Linked DNA regions of Homo sapiens: region 2 is linked to region 1. Evidence: chromatin contacts called from ENCODE Hi-C or POLR2A ChIA-PET data. All regions are on one chromosome and are shown on one strand. Each heading gives the region's core, a stretch centred on a gene start or an enhancer-like site at or near the end of the contact. The rest is flanking DNA. Distances are from core to core; before and after follow the strand shown.

The links. Hi-C counts contacts between places; a loop is a spot of excess contacts on that map. ChIA-PET counts read pairs that join two places held with the same protein, here RNA polymerase II (POLR2A). Pooled maps may share reads with other maps.
Region 2: a pooled map shows a loop between it and region 1 (6-fold over the local background). The contact joins two enhancer-like sites. A Hi-C loop is called at or near these places in 1 of 168 maps with a recorded cell type or tissue (OCI-LY7) and 8 of 50 pooled maps. POLR2A ChIA-PET finds 5 or more read pairs at or near these places in 2 of 52 experiments (H1 and WTC11).

The regions. Positions count from the first base shown.
Region 1 is chr9:96,216,169-96,220,109 of GRCh38, forward strand. No RefSeq gene overlaps it. Among named protein-coding and RNA genes, the nearest start is that of HSD17B3-AS1, 28 kb to the right of the region's middle. RefSeq lists an enhancer at 1,841-2,060 and a silencer at 2,071-2,280. Within about 2 kb of position 1,928, at least 19 of the 41 ENCODE cell types and tissues checked have a DNase peak (open chromatin) inside an H3K27ac peak, as active enhancers do.
Region 2 is chr9:96,007,503-96,011,455 of GRCh38, forward strand. All of the region lies in intron 18 of ERCC6L2 (ERCC excision repair 6 like 2), which reads left to right. Among named protein-coding and RNA genes, the nearest start is that of LINC00092, 12 kb to the right of the region's middle. Within about 2 kb of position 2,374, at least 5 of the 41 ENCODE cell types and tissues checked have a DNase peak (open chromatin) inside an H3K27ac peak, as active enhancers do.

The sequences.
Region 1 (3,941 bases), core at 678-3,177:
GCAGGAGGCACTGAGCTCCCTGGTGGCCTTTGTGAGCACAAGGTCAACCCCAGACCCTTCCTTAGTTCCCAAGTGACTAGAGCCCGGACCTTCTGGGTGGCTGCCTTAATTTTCCCCTTGTCCTCCTGGAAGGAGGCCCCAGGATGTTGAATTCTGGAGGAGCTAAAAGGCTCCACTTAAAACTTCTCCCTCCTCCCTGGGCTAGACCTAAAAATTCTATTAGAATCACACCTCTGTTTCAGACAGAATCTCCACAGCACCCCCAGAGGAATGGGACAGGGGATGGGAGAGGTCGCGTGAGGCTTATCAGCCACAGGAACACGTCCTTCCAGCAGGGTTAGAGGATCCCAAAGAGAGCAGAGACTCCAGGGAAAAGAAGAAGAGCACGGAGTCAGCATGGAGACAGTGCTTATCTGCAGGCGGGGAGCCAGGAGGGATTCTTTGCCCTTCTTGACTATACTTTTCAAATTCTCTAAAATGTTTCAGAAATAAGATAATCACAAAGTCTGCAAGTATCCCCCCACAAGGTATAATCACTTTACAGTGGAGAACACAGCAGACATCACCTAACCAAGTGATAAAGGTGACATCTCCAGGAACGGCTGCTCCCTGGCAGAGGCAGGGGTGGGGGGTGCACCAGGAAGAACCCAGCACCGCCCCTGGGATTCCGAACAGTCTGATCCTGAGGGAACGTCAGACAAGCCCAAGTTCAGGGACTTCCTACAAGATAACTGGTCCATATGCTCAAAAATTGTCCAAGTCATGAAAAAATGAAGAAAATCTGAGAAAGTGTTCCAGATTAGAGGAGACTAAAGAGACGCAATAACTAACCCAAGGTGTGATTCAGCAAAGGCCCATTCATGGGCCTCGGGGAAATATGATGAGGGTCTGTGGAGGATAACACAACTATATCAATGTTAATTTCCTGATTCAGTCACAAGCCTGTGGTTATTTTGAGGGGAAATATAAACCAAGGCATTTATAGGGCATCAATGTGGGTGAAGGGTGCATGTGAACTCTTTGCATAATTTTTAAACTGCTTTTAGAAGCTTCAAATTATTTCAAAATAAAAAGTTAGAAAAGAAAAATGGCCATTAACTTTATAATCAGAAAAAAAAATGTTTTAGGACAAAAATATGTCTCTGGTCATAGCCTGTGCTGTGAATCCATGGAGTAGATTCTTGCTGTCAGCAAAGTTCCCAACAGCTGGAGAAGAACAAGGAACAAAAGCCGAGCTGCCCTCCTGAGCTCCCAGGGTCCCAGACACAAAGCTGGCCTCTCAGGCTTTACTGAAAGATAAGTGCTGATAAGGCCTGCGGGTCATCTTCGTCTACGCGGGCCCCCCAGCTCGCTGAGAGGGGCCCGCCCTTCCAGAGCTCAGCCAGACATAAGCCAGAGCAGAGCGTGTTTCTTTTCAGCTGAAAGCTGCAGCTGGTGCATCCACCCTGGGTATGAGCAGACTCGCAGCAGGGTGCCCACCAGAGTGGGGACCTGCAGATGCCCCTGCCCAGAGACGCCGGGAGGCCACAGCCCAGGTCTTCCGGATGGAGACAGAACTTCAGCATTCCGTTTGGATCAGTCCAGAAGAAAAAAAAAAAAAAAAAAAAAAAACAAGCAAAATCTCACTATCACTGCTACTAAAACAAGATAAGCTACAAAAACAACTAATGCAACTACTGGCTTACACCCAAGTCTCACCAAGTTCCCCATAATAACCAAATTCCCCGTAAGAACGGCCACAAGGGTGACCACACTGACTAGTTGTCCTAGCCTGGTTGACCACACTGACTAGTTGTCCCAGCGAAGTGTTGCTGGAAACATTGTCAAGGTAAGGTTTGTGCCTGGTCCCTCTTGAGGCCAGGGCTGGAGGTGGGCCCCTCCGTGCGAGCTGGCCGACTGGCAGACCTGGTTGCATCTGGGCAAAAAAAGGCCATCATCGCCATAGATGCTGGAAGCTGCTCTCTCGCCCACTTTAACTGTGGGGGCCTCGGCCCCCCGTTTTTTAACTACTGGAAGACGTAGCCCTGAGTCCAACCTCTTCCACGCCTGGCGACGCTGCTAAGAACGCGGAGCAGGGCTGGAGGGCTCAGCGCCGGCGGGCTCAGCGCCGGTGGGGGCAGGGCGCGGGTCCGGGAGCGGGCGCGGAGGCACGGAGCCACACTGCCCCCTGGCGGCCATCCCCTGCCCCGCCGGCACCGCCTCCGTGAGGCGGAAGGTTGAATGTCACCACTGCGTTGCTGAATTCCGGCTCAAGATTATTAGTGCGGGGGCATCGGGTCCATCCAGGGGAGGAGAACGTTCCTAATGCGGAGTCACAAGCCCTACCTTTAAGGTCTGGCTCTGGAACTCTGGGCAAGTTGCTTAAATTCTCTGTTCTCAGCTGCGAAAGGAGGAAAATAATTAAAGCCTGTGTTGTAAAGACCTCACTAGGCAATGTGTGCTCTACAGGCTTTCCCTGCCCCTGACGCAAAGACACACGCACAGAAAGCAAGATCATGAGGGATAGATTTTTTTTTTTTTTTTTGACAGAGTCTCGCTCTGTCGCCAGGCTGGAGTGCAGTGGCTCGATCTTGGCTCACTGCAACCTCCACCTCCTGGGTTCAAGCGGGTCTCCTGCCTCAGCCTCCCGAGTAGCTGGGACTACAGGCGCTCACCACCACGCCTGGCTAATTTTTGTATTTTTAATAGAGATGAGGTTTCACCATGTTGGCCGGGCTGGTCTCGATTTCTTGACCTCGTGATCCTCCCGCTTCGGCCTCCCAAAGTGGTTGGATAGGCTTCAGCCACCACGCCCGACCGAGGGTTAGATTTTAACCCAAACACTGTCCCTTCTAATGTTCTCCGCTGCCGCCCAGTGCAGCTCCCAACGCTGACCCGGGTTTCTGGGGTGGAAGCAGCAGAGGCGCCCCCACCCCCACTCCCGCGCTCCACCGAGCCGGAGGGCAGCCCAGGGGCAGCAGCCCCACAGTGGGGCCTGAACAGCGTCCGCGGACCCGACCCGCGCTGCGGCCGCGCTGCCCCGCTCCTCTGGGCGCCTCCCCGAGGGCCTCGCTCGTCTGACCCGCAGTACTCTCCGCCCTGCTCCTCGTGCCTTTGGTGGGCGCGTGGCTTCCGGCCTGCGGAGGCTGTGCCTCCTCGCCAAGGAGCCGTTCACAGCCGCGCGTTCGAAAACCCAGCCGCCGGCCGCGCGTCCTGGAGAAGGGGCACGGTCAACTCGCACGCCCTAAGGGCCGGGCCACCGGGGTCACTGCCCGGCCTGCGGGGGCCGTGCCTGGGGCGTAGGAGCAGCGCTCCTCCGCAGGCGCTATGCATGCCTGCGCCCTCCTGCAGGATGGGCCACGAGCCCAACTGCCAGGCGATCGGCCGAGACCCAGAAGGGTGAGAGGGGGAAGCCGCACCCTCTTCGTGGGTGCGATGCTGTGAACGTCTTCCTTCAAGGAAAGAGCTGCTTCTGGATTTTCCTTGAACTCCAGGAGGTGCTAAGAAAGCTTCGTGACTGTGGCAGATGCGGCTCAGCGGCCCCTCCCAACCCGCCCGCGCCAGTTGGGAAAGTGACTCCCCCGCTCCCCGCCAGTTGGGAAAGTGACTCCTTCCTGTGGGCAGAAGGCAGCGGACCTGGAGGGAGCCCTCGGGCTCTGAGAGTCACGCGGGGGGCGGCCTGCTCTCCCGCGCCCCCTAGCGGAGCATCGGCTCACACGCACCTGAGAGGTCGGAAGAGGCGGGCGCTTCTCTGCCTCCCCCACCCAGGCCCCTTGCAGTTTGTATGCCCTCACCCTGGATAAAAGATTTTGGTTCAACTAGAACTATCTTTTCTAGATCTCATTCCTTTATAACTTTTTTGCTCACAGGAAAAAAACAGGATTATAAAGCCTCTGGAATACGGTCACAGTCGCCAGACTGGGCCCTAGGAGGGCTGAGTTCCTCATTCATTGTTGGTAGAA
Region 2 (3,953 bases), core at 1,124-3,623, 210 kb before region 1:
AGCTGGATGGCATAAATGTTAAAGAGGGGAAGGAGTTTTCTGAGAAAAGAATGGTCTGGAAGCAGCATTGTCTAGAAGCACTAACCCTGAGGTTGGAGAGCTGTGAGATGCAAGAGCCTTGCCTTGCAAGGGCCGCATGGGAAGAGGCAATATCAGCAGAGCACAGGACCATTCAGCATAGAAGCAGAAGACTCGGGGGACTCTTGGTTCCAGGGGCACGGAGGGATGGCTTGGAAGGGTGAGGGATTGGATTAGATCAAGATGTACAGTAGGAGGAGATGAGAGGCCAGTGGTAATGGATGACAGAAGTGAACAGGGATGGGAGGCATGGTTGGACTGGTCCTGCTGGCTTCTGGGGGCAGTGGGAAATGTCTCTGGGTTCAAAGTACTTCCTGCAGGGGTTTGGCGACTCCCAGGCAGCTGGTTCCTCAGCTGCCCAGGGAAGAGCTGGCCCCGCAGCTCTTTGGAGTGCTGGCGTGGCTGGTTGGAGTATGGCTCTCAGCTCTCTGCAGTTGCAGAGAAAGGTGACCACCTTCCACACTGCCACACAGTGTACCTACCCACAGAACAGATCGGCAACAAGGATTTTTGCAGAGTGTGCCTTTTCACTTTGGGCAAATATTTTGCCAGGAGACTGACCATATACCTTTTTTTCCCTAAGTTTGCATGCGTTCTCTGTTCTCGATCGCCTCCAAGAGCCATGTTGGGACACTGGTTTGTTCTGTTCTGGGCTTCAATGTCAGTGCAACTTTAATATCTTCCCTAGATATATTGTATGCTGCTTATAGTCCTTTTTCATCTTCTTTGCTCACCAGTGCCTTCTTAAAAGGTGGTTTTGAAGCTGCCTCTTCAACCTCATGATCAGTAAGTTTGGAGGGGGACTCCTTTGTTGACTGGTAGTCTCTGAGTGAATTATCTAGCTTTCTTTTCCATGTATTTGTGACCTTACAGAGATTAGGGAACTTTGCAGGTGTTAATTCTTTGTGCCCTCTGAGTCAGAAGACTAAGAAATGGAAGTTCTTCCCCATGTTTCTCAATGAGTCGTCCTTCAATGCTCATGAATTTCATTATGTCACAACCTGCACCAGGGAGCAGTGAGGCATGATTGAATCCTTCCTCAATGAAACTTCACATTATAACATATGAGGTCATTTCAGAAAAGGTTGTGATGAGCTTAAACTGACTTATGAAGGCACACCCAGTGACCCCAAGGTTAGGGTCGGTACCAAGTTGAAAGAGTAATCGTGTTATCTTGATGTCAAGACCCTTGCTAGCTAGTCATGCTGCGGCTTCGTTGAAGTCACATGCTGGGTTGAGTTTGACAGAGGTTGTGGTGCCTCCTGGCTTGACAGCTGAGAGTAGAGCACTGAATCTTTTGTTTATCTGCTGCATCAGGTTACAGCTGGGTTTGCACACAGCATTATAGATAAGCGAGAAAGCAGCCTTCACAGCCTTGCACTTGGTGGTAACATTACCCATTTTTCCAGTCAGGTATGCACCATGGTGCTATTTTTATTTTGCCTTTCTCTCCAACAATTGATCTGTCCAGCCTGATGAAATCCTTCAGCTCCGGCACCAGATCAGATGTTGCAATCAGCATTGTGAAAGTGACTGATACAGCACCTGCTGTGGTCGGGGAGTTTGCTTTTGGAATGGACACAATGCTGTACAGCATGCTGCATACGCATCTTGAGCCGTGGGCAGAGCGATGACAGACTCGTCAGCTTCGTTGAGTTCTAGTGGCATGTTCAAGTGTTTCAATCACTATGTGCCTTATTGGCTTTGGTTACCAATTAGGGATGTAGAAGTAAAACTGTCCAACCATGTACATTTTACCACCCTCTTTTCCATTAACTGTCCTAGTCAATCAGAATCAAGACTGCACCTCCCTCTACTGCAGTCACATGATCATCTGAATGAAGTGTTCAGTCCTCCTCTCCTTCCGGAAGCTTAGGCAGACAGAAGATGAATTTAGGTGTGTTCCACCTCCCTTCCTCCAGAAAGAGAGAGGATTTTGAATTGTATCCATGATACATAACTGCTTTTGATACACTTGCTGAAAGATACATATCTTTGGTTTCTTTTTTTCCCCCTTTCCCTAAGTGGGTTATGGAAGTCTACTCTAGTTAACTAACTTTTCTTCACAAACTGGCTGGCTTATGCCCCCTGTTTGTACCCTGCAGTTCCTTAAATTCTTAGAGAAAATTCTGAAGGCCCAGAATTAGGAAAGCCAGTTAAAAGGCAGAAATAAAGTGAATGATAATTATAGCTTATCCTGTAAGCAGCAACCATGTGGCATAGTGTACTTGCAGACTACTCAGATAAAATGAGGTTAGAAGCAGCTCTCCTCCCAGAGGTGACAGCTCACAGGGTCACGGGTGAGGTCGTGGTTTCAGCACAGCAGAGGTGAAGTTACTTTGGCAGTTGCTGAGACACCACCAAGCCTTGGATAAATAAAAGACATCAGCTTGTAACCTTGCCAATCACTTAATCTTTACAAACACAAATATTTAATAGAAGGGCCATGAAAATGGATTTGAAGATGAAAAATAGACAGAATAATATCTCATTACTTCATGTGAAGTGAAAACTGGAACCTCTTAAGAACATGCTTGTTACTTTCCAACAAGAACATTGGCAATTTCCAGGACAGAAAGTTGGAGTCATGTGTATGTGTTACTAAATATTCTGTTGGAGATGAAAGTGGCTGTTGATCAAGCATGTATAGTATCTGGATTTCGGGAAGTTAACAAGACAGTGTAGTGAGGACTAGAAGCCACAGGCCCATCTGAAGCCACAAAAGAAAGTTGTGAGTGTGCTTTATGGTCTGCCCCTAAAAGCAAAGGAAACACAAACTATGTAACCTGGTCTACGTGGCAGAAAGAAAAGTGGCATTGAAGCTCCTACTAACATACATTAAAAGTAATTTTTTTAATGCTAAGGATTCTCTGTTTTGCATAGGATAAAATTCAAACTTCTAAACTTGGCCTACGGACCCCCTATGATTTTTAGCCTCTTCCTTGCAGTTTCTCCTGCCCCTCTGTGAACCAGGTCATCTTGGACCTGAGCCTGTACATGCACCCTCTCCCCCTGGGAGACTTCCTCACTCATCATTACCTGACTGACTTGTCAGGAAGAGACACCCTTTCTATCCACCTTGCCTACCACCAATCACTGACCTAGGTTCCCTTTCTATGAATGCCAGTAGTGCCCCATATTTACCTCATGGTAAATTTACATTATGGGTTTATCACTCTATTCTACTTTGATTTTCATGCATTTGTCTAGCCCAAGTAAACTGTAAACTCCTTGAAGATAGGAAACGGAGTCTTATTTGCTGTTATATAGTTCCTGCTATAGTGCTTAGCACATAACAGGCTCTATAAATATTTGTTAAGTGAATAAATAAATGAATGTTTTAAGGAACTATGGTGTAAAATATAATTTCTAAAACTTTAGGACTTTTAATCAAGTGCTGCTGCACTCACTATCTATGACTTTTGTTCAAAGGAGTATTTATAAACATTGAGCTGTTCTATCTCATGGCCCAAACTCATCATCAGCAAAGCAATACCCATTGTCTTAGTCTGCTTGGATTGCCATAACAAAATACTATAGACTGGGTGGCTTAAACAACAGAAATTCGTGTCCACAGTTCTGGAGGCTGGATGGCCAACAACAAGAAGTTAGCTGATTCAGTTTCTGGTGAGGGCCCTCTTCCTGGCTGGCAGGTGGCCACCATCTCCCTGTATCCTTACATGGCAGAGAGGAAGAGACAGAAGAGAAAGAAACTGTGTGGGTTCTCTGGCATCTCTTCTAAGGACACTAATCCTGTTGGATCAGGGTCCCACCCGTATGACTTCATTTAACCTTAATTACCTCCTGAAGGCTCTAACTCCAAATACTGTTACGTCCTGGGTTAGGGGGCTTCTGCATGATTTGGGGGAGGGGCA